Linked DNA regions of Homo sapiens: region 2 is linked to region 1. Evidence: chromatin contacts called from ENCODE POLR2A ChIA-PET data. All regions are on one chromosome and are shown on one strand. The core of a region is the stretch at or near the end of the contact, and the rest is flanking DNA. Distances in the headings are between cores, read along the strand shown. Region 1 overlaps NCOR2 (nuclear receptor corepressor 2). Region 2 holds the start of THRIL (TNF and HNRNPL related immunoregulatory long non-coding RNA).

What was found. ChIA-PET counts read pairs that join two places held with the same protein, here RNA polymerase II (POLR2A).
Region 2: POLR2A ChIA-PET joins it to region 1 with 10 read pairs in activated naive CD4-positive, alpha-beta T cell. The contact joins the promoter of THRIL here to the enhancer-like site in region 1. POLR2A ChIA-PET finds 5 or more read pairs at or near these places in 2 of 52 experiments (RWPE1 and activated naive CD4-positive, alpha-beta T cell).

Annotation. Positions count from the first base shown.
Region 1 is chr12:124,383,627-124,387,543 of GRCh38, reverse strand. It overlaps NCOR2 (nuclear receptor corepressor 2), which reads left to right. Exons shown (of 49, transcript NM_006312.6): 19 at 1,657-1,799. Among named protein-coding and RNA genes, the nearest start is that of MIR6880, 48 kb to the right of the region's middle. RefSeq lists enhancers at 469-1,203, 1,204-1,940, 1,941-2,676, 2,677-3,413. Within about 2 kb of position 1,868, at least 12 of the 41 ENCODE cell types and tissues checked have a DNase peak (open chromatin) inside an H3K27ac peak, as active enhancers do.
Region 2 is chr12:125,025,602-125,029,518 of GRCh38, reverse strand. THRIL (TNF and HNRNPL related immunoregulatory long non-coding RNA) reads left to right here and starts at 2,096. Exons shown (of 1, transcript NR_110375.1): 1 at 2,096-3,917. BRI3BP (BRI3 binding protein) reads right to left here. Exons shown (of 3, transcript NM_080626.6): 3 at 1-3,917.

The sequences.
Region 1 (3,917 bases), core at 619-3,118:
GAGGACCCGGAGGGCAGGAAGTCTGGGGCCCCACGCCCGCGTTGCCCCCCTTGGCTGGTCCTCTAAGCTTGGGTGAGTTGGCGGGACCCTCTGAACCGAGATTTCCCCCTCCTGGGGATGGGAAAATGGTCACAGCCATGACAGCAAGGATGAGACGGAACCAAGTCTTTGAAGGGCTTTGCAAACTCTGTGTGTCAGTTAGCCGTGCCACGGGCTGATGTGTTGATGTTTCTGCTGCTGTTGTTTTATTTGCATTAGAGCCTTGTGTGTAGCAGGCAGGCAGCCAGCACGTGGGTGGGTGGGTGGGTGGATGAATGAATGAATGAATGAATGAATGAATGAATGAAAATACCAACACAGACGGCTGCCCCTCAGCTCCCCAACCTCTGAACAATTTTAGCTGGAGCTTGGCTTGCAGCTTGATTTTATTCAAGGAAAATGGTTAAAACCTTCATTATGGGAAATCCTTCATTAAAGTCCTTACAAGTGGAGCTCCAGCTCAGAGAGGCTGCCATGTCCCGAGCTACGTGATTCAGCCTTGGGGCCTGCTGCCCTGGAGGGGCACCCTCTTGCCGCACAGACCCCTAGGTCAGGAGCACTCCCTGTCTCTCCCACAGCCCTGGGAAAGTGGGCAGGCCCTACCTGCATGGACTGGCTGGGCCACACAAGGTCACGCCGCTGGAGACACAGGCATAAATATAGAGCTGCCTGGCCTGTGCCTGTGTGTGCCGCAGCTCGCCGGGCAGACAGGCCGAGACCGGGGGCTTGGCTTCCCAGGCACTGCCTCCGGTGCAGCAGGGGCTGTGTTTCTGCCGAGCCTGGTGTTTGTGGCCTTGAAACTAGAACCTGGGGGGCGGCATGCTCTGGTTCTGGCCTGAGACCTAGTGATGGAGGGAGCTTTTTCTGCCGATTCCTGGAGGGTCTCTTCCCACAGCAGGAGGTCTGTGAGGCTGAGAGAACCTCCTGGTTGTGCGGGTTGGGGTTTGGGAGCAAATTCCAGCTGCGCAACCAAGCCTGGTGGGCCCCGAGTCCTGAGTGGGCCTTTAGGTGCCCTTAGGGAGTTTGGGCCCTGGAGGTGCCCCAGTTAACCTGGGCCTGGAGGCTCCTGGCCCCAGCTCATCCCCACCCTGACTTCCACCCTCCCATCCCCTGCTCACCACGTCCCTTCCTTTCGCTGGGCCGGTGTGGCCGGAAAACAACCCGTCTCCCGAGGCCTCGCCTGCAGCTGTGAGCGAGTGTCAGGGCTGGGTCACGTAGGCCAGGCCCTCCGCCCAGCAGGAGAGGTGGGGCCTGGGCAGAGGCTGTGCGTTCTGGATATTCACAGCCCTCCGCCCCCAGACTCCCGCGCAGTGGCCTCGGTGGGACTTCACCTGTCGCTTTTGGCTCCTCCAGCCCAGGCCTTTCCCATGCATCCTGGCCTGGAGTCAAGTGACTGAGAAACCAGACCCCAGAGGCCAGGACTGCCACCCTCTAGTACCTTCCCCGCTAGGGGACACGTGGCCCATCACTGTCTCTTCTTCCAGAGGTCCTGGGCCTGAGCAGGGAGCCCCAGGCTGGGTTTCTGCTCCAGGCCCGTTTGCCGCCCAGGCCATGGATGCAGGCCCCCTCTGCGTGCCGGGCCTGGCCTCTTCTCACTGCCCTCCTCTCCTGAGACAGGTCTCCTGGAACACGGCCGCAACTGGTCGGCCATCGCCCGGATGGTGGGCTCCAAGACTGTGTCGCAGTGTAAGAACTTCTACTTCAACTACAAGAAGAGGCAGAACCTCGATGAGATCTTGCAGCAGCACAAGCTGAAGATGGTGAGCCCCCAGTCACGCTGCACCGCGCCTCTGGGAAGCTGGGAGAGGAGCCCAGACTGCCTCAGGAGATGTCTCTGCACCCCAGGAGGCATGGGCCAGGGAGGGGCTATTATGCCGCCTTGTTAGAACTCAGCTTCTGGGGGTTCAAGCCCGGGAGTACCCCGAGATGGCTGCAGGCGGCAATGCTGCTATGAGTGTCCCTGCCTTGGAGACGGGCCGGGCCAGGCTGCCCTCCACCCCCACCCTGCACCCCACTCCTCTCAGACAGACACCTCTGGGGGCCCTCAGCCCTGTCTCACGGTGTGGGGGAAGGAGCGCGGTGGACCAGACTGACTCAGCCAGGAATTCGGGCTGTCAGCGCGTTGGAATGAGGACCCGGAGGCAAATGGGTCCTGAGCGAGTGGCTCCCCTGCCCCATTTGACCTCACAGCTTTAGGGCTGCCGTGGTTGGGGAGGGACAGGTCTGGGGGGGCGGGGGCGGACGTCTCAGCCCCAGCATCCTGGAGGGCTTGAGGCAGGCCACGGGAGGCTGAGACCCTTCCCTCCTCCACAAGCACAGAAGGTGCAGGCTCGCCTCGCCAGCGTGTAAATGGCCTCTGAGGAGCAGCCGCTTCTTCCACAGCTGTTTCTGGGAATTGAGGAGCATTTTGGGGAGACCTCTGCTGCCTTCCCTCTCTCCTTCCCTTCCTCCTCCTTCCCTTCCTCCCTCCTTTCTCCCTCTTTGACACACTTGCCAAGCATTGTCCCCTTTTTGGAGCTGGGGAAACTGAGGCTTAGCCAGGCTCATGTGCGACTGAATTGCGATATGCACCCACAGTTATGAGATCAGCACCCACGCTCTTCATCGCTAGGCTGCGTGTTTCCTCATCGATACAGAAGCACTGAGGGAGGGGTTGCATAGCTCCCCTCCCCCAGGACTACTCCTCCCCCCGCCACTCCCAAACCATGACATCGGGCTGCCTTGTGCCTGGGTGTAAAGTGTGTGCAGTGGGTTCCGGGCAGGCCATGCTGAATTGCTCCCTCAGTGCAACCTGCTGAGGCCCAGAGAGGGTGAGCAGGCTGTGAGGTCACACAGCCTGCAGTGGGAGGACCAGGTATAGCCTCCCCCTGTTTGAACTCCGCCCAAGCACTGTGCAGAATTTAAGGACATCCTTCCACCCTCCCGAGTGGGTTCTTAGTGAGTCATGTGTGCGCGCGGCCGCTGGTGGCTCCGGGACCGAGGGGCCACGGTCCCACGGCCCTGTGGTCAGGGCTGAGATCCACCCTCTGGCCTCAGGGAGGCCCCTCCCCATCACTTCCAGTTAAGCAGTGCCCCGCGTGCCCTCCACATTGGCCCCTGGGATTTGTCCCCAGAGCTCAGGGCTTCAGGCAGCGCCTTTTCCTTCTGGATGCTTCGGGCCTTCTGGTTGGGTGTGGAGGAAGGCACCGCATCTGGCTGAATGTGCAGAACCCCGTCCCTAACACTTGCTGAAGTCCCTTGTGGCAAAGAGGGCCTGAGCCAGAGCAGCCTGGGGGCGCAGAAGGGGGCCTGGGCCGGGGGATGTTGTGGGCCATTGATTCTGTCAGCCAGGTCAGGAGTCTGAGGTGGTTCATCCAGGATGACTTGGGGGCAGGGCTTTGGCCCTGAGCATCTCCCCAGGAACAAAAAGGGCCTCCTGCTTTCTCCCCAGCTGTCCTTTCACTTTCTCTCTCCTCCCCCCGCCTCCCCTCTCTGGGGCTCCCTCCGCCTGTCCCCCTCACCCCACGACCATGGACGTCTCCCCCCGCTGCAGCCTGCTGCCACACAGCCTGGCTTTCCAGGCTTCCGCAGGGTGTGGCCCCACTGTACCCCTAGAGACTCCAAAACCTGAGAGTGGCTTGGAGGACCAGAGACCCCAGCACGGTGAACCATCCCATTAGGCCCAGGGCGAGACTGGGGTCAAGGCCCAGCTTGTGGATTTGGGCACCCCTGTGACCTTGGGCAGTGAATTCAGCCTTCTAAGCCTCAGTTTCCCCATCTGTAAGGTAGGAGAATAACAGTTGTTATCCAAGAGGTCCTATGAGGAGTGAACGAGTGATTACCTGTGAGGTCCTTAGTGCCTGCCAGAGGGGCAGCGCTCCGGGAGGGCGACGTGCCCT
Region 2 (3,917 bases), core at 847-3,346, 640 kb before region 1:
ACTCTGTCGCCTCAACTGGAGTACAGTGGTGTGATCTCAGTTCACTGCAACCTCTGCCTCCCAGGTTCATACAATTCTCCCACCTCAGCCTCCTGAGTAGCTGGGACTACAGGAACCCACCACCACACCTGGCTATTTTTTTTTTTTTTTTTTTTTTTGTATTTTTTGGTAGAGACGGGATTTCACTATGTTGGCCAGGCTGGTCTCGAACTCCCGACCGCAAGTGATCCACCCGCCTTGGCCTCCCAAAGTGCTGGGATTACAAGCTTGAGCCACTGCACCCAGCCTGGAAAGTATATTTATGAAAGGTTTGCACTCCACAAAAGCATCTTTGCTAGGGTGTCAAGGAAGAGATCACTAAACCAACCCCAACACATCCATACAATTCCAGCAATCTAGAGAGGGCTGGTCCTTTTCCTTTTCTGGATTATTTTCTGTTCTCAGTAAAACAAGTATTTACTGTGATACTGAAACACTGGGAAATTAACACTGATTAAGATATTTTAAACACTGAGTCTTAATTATAACAGAACCAGTTTTCATCAGAATGCTTTTACGTCACATTCAGTGAAGTGTTACGCTAATATATTCTACAGCCCTGAAGATAGAAAAAAGGTTTCTCTCCAGGTATGAGATATGGTACAAAAATACATTTTTCCACATACAAAAGAGAGAAAAAAACAAAGACATGTGGCGGGTGGCGAGGGGAGGCCCAATCCCAACACCCTACAAGGTTCCATGGAATGGAGAAGGAACAAAAAAATCCCCAATTATTTTGGGGTAAGATGTGCCCCAGAAAAGGTGAAATCTATGCAATAAAACCCAGGTTTTCTTCAAATCTAGCATCTAGGATTTCTATCAGAGTTTCAAATAATCAGAATTTCTATCAGAATTTCTACCCTGAGGTGACACCTACTAACTGTAGGTTCTTTCATTAAAAATGAAGACATCTTTCACCAGAATGTATCAAGCTATAAAACTGGCTTCAGAGCCTACACTTAGCCAGAGTGGAAAAAAAAAATAGTGCATATTTTCGACAGCAATTTTGAATTGATGCTTGAGGTCTCAATCCACCAGCACCCAGATATCATGTTACCTCCCTCAGTTGAATACAAGTTAAAATGATGATCTTATCGAGATCTCAATAGAGCACAGTGCCCTTCATGTTTCGGGTAAGAGGGTGGGAGGAGGAATGAAGCGGGTATTACACCCAGCCCAGTGACAGCTTAAGCCTTAACATGCGGGCATCTTACAATGACCATAAACAAGGGAGGGGCCAAGGCAGGGCTGGCGATCATTAGCTTTGCGCACAGAATGCCATGTTTTCCCCTGGCCAACATAAGCAAAGCTGTTTTAGTACCTAAACGTGGTATAGCCAAATGCACAAAAGGAAAGAAGATAGAGATGACCTCCCGAGTTATTTATACCTTGTGCTAAAATAGATTCATCTACAAGTATCTAAATGACAAAACTAGAATGATTTCAACCCAGTAATCCTGTGTTCCAATGTGCATGGATAAAGATTTGATCTAGGCCCAGCGCGGTGGCTCACGCCTGTAATCCCAGCACTTTGGGAGGCCGAGGCGGGCGGATCACGAGGTCAGGAGATCGAGACCATCCTGGCTAACACGGTGAAACCCCGTCTCTACTAAAAATATAAAAAATTAGCCGGGCATGATGGTGGGCGCCTGTAGTCCCGGCTACTTGGGAGGCTGAGGTAGGAGAATGGCGTGAACCCAGGAGGCGGAGCTTGCAGTGAGCCGAGATGGTGCCACTGCACTCCAGCCTGGTTGACAGTGAGACTCCATCTCAAAAAAAAAAAGATTCGATCCAGCAAATAATTTTTTTTGAGACGGAGTCTCACTCTGTTGCTGAGGCTAGAGTGTGGTGGTATGATCTCAGCTGACTGCAACCTCCGCCTCCCATGTTCAAGCGATTCTCCAGCCTCAGCCTCCCAAGTAGCTGGGATCACAGGCGCCCACCACCAGGCCTGGCTAATTTTTGTATTTTTAGTAGAGACGGGGTTTCACTCTGTTGGCCGGGCTGGTCTCAAACTCCTGACCTCAGGTGATCCACCTGCCTTGGCCTCCCAAAGTGTTGGGATTATAGGGGTGAGCCACCCTGCCCAGCCTGCTCCAGCAAATCTTAAATATCCATGCACACTGAATAAACATGCACCTGAAACAGGTGCACGTTTCAGGAAGTGAATGGAACTCTCCAGGAGAGTTTGGGTCCCATCATGTGTACCTTAGAAACAGAAGTCTCAAAAGTCTCAACAACATCCACAAAAACATCTGCATCTGTTTTCCAGATACTTGCAACCAAAAATAAAACTTCACAGGAACACTACACAAGAAGTGGTAGACAGCTAAATCTTCTCCAAACTGAGACCTGGACCATAAGGTCTTGGTTGTAGCAGGTCTGGCAGGGGTTATCTATAAACCTGCACGCAGGGCACTGTGAGCGGGTTGCCAGGGTACATCTGTGGCCAGGTAAGGGCCACAGAGACAGTCGTGATCCCCAGCAGCTTCAAAGCTGCAAAATGCTGGGCTTTTTTTTTTTTTTTTAAGATGAAGTCTTGCTCTGTTGCCTAGGCTGGAGTGCAGTGGCGTGATCTCGGCTCACCGCAACCTCCACCTCCCAGGTTCAAGCAATTCTCCTGCCTCAGCCTCCTGAGTAGCTGGACTACAGGCACCCACCACCATGCCTGACTAATTTTTGTATTTTTAGTAGAGACGGGGGTTTCACCATGTTGGCCAGGCTGGTCTTGAACTCCTGACCTCAGGTGATCCATACTCCTCGGCCTCCCAAAGCGCTGGGATTACAGGCATCAGCCACTGCGCCTGGCCTAGGGCTTTCTTTTTTAAAAAACAAGTCCTAACAAAAGGGGGTTTCTACCAGCCCCTGAGCCACACCTTCTGAAACTCCCTTGCCCAGGATCCCCACAGCTGTCCACCTCGCAAGTCCCACTCTCTGCCCACAGAGACTGCCTAAAAGGAGGACACAACAGATTTCAGATAAAAAGCACCTGTGTATCGTAAATATTTCAGGAAAAAGAATTCAGATCTTTTCAAAGGCTTGCTTATTGCTGCTAATTGTTCCTGAGGATCTTTCTAAGCAGCAATATACTTGAGAATATTAGCTGCTACTGTTTGTTTTCCCTCTAAGGTCCTGAGGAAATCAAAAGAAAAAAAAAAAAACCCTCAAGGGTATAGCTTTTGTATATAGCCCTAGTGAGCAAACTGCAAATTGGGACATGCAGTAGATTCTGGAGCAATCTCCAATCCTTACCAGGTACTTCCTGGCATCAAATCCCCAGGACATTTCTTGGCCCCTCCTTGCATTTTCCGTTTCAAAATGTTGAGGTTAAAATACATCGAAGCACAGAGGGAAGAAAATCTCAGGTCTTCTAGAAATGGCGATGTCTTCATTTAAAAATAGGACTGATGGGGGCTTGGCAGGGGTCTCTAGGATCCAAAAGAGGTTGAGTTGCATCCTGCAGCCCAACTGTCCACATTTAGAAGTGACAACATTCATGAACTAAGTCAACATCCACCAAAAATAACATGAAATAAAGCTCACAGTTTGGGAACATGAAAATAACGCACACAGACCTCACCCACCAATCCCTAAGCTGTGAAAACAAACGCTCGCATTTAAACTTTTCTCAAATGTCAAATTAGCATATTCTTCCCCTCCATGTAAAGTTTTAATAAACTTGACTCAATCTGCCTTTATTAAAAAACCTTACAAAAGATGTATTTAAATGCTTGAAAAAATTAACTTTATGCTCTATGCACAGATAAATTTCTCTTACTGTACAACTAAATATGGTTATATCCTTTGTTTAAAAAATATTTTTTCCCCCACTAATTACACTTCGTGTGTAGTTCCACGTCAATGATCTTTCCGCTCTT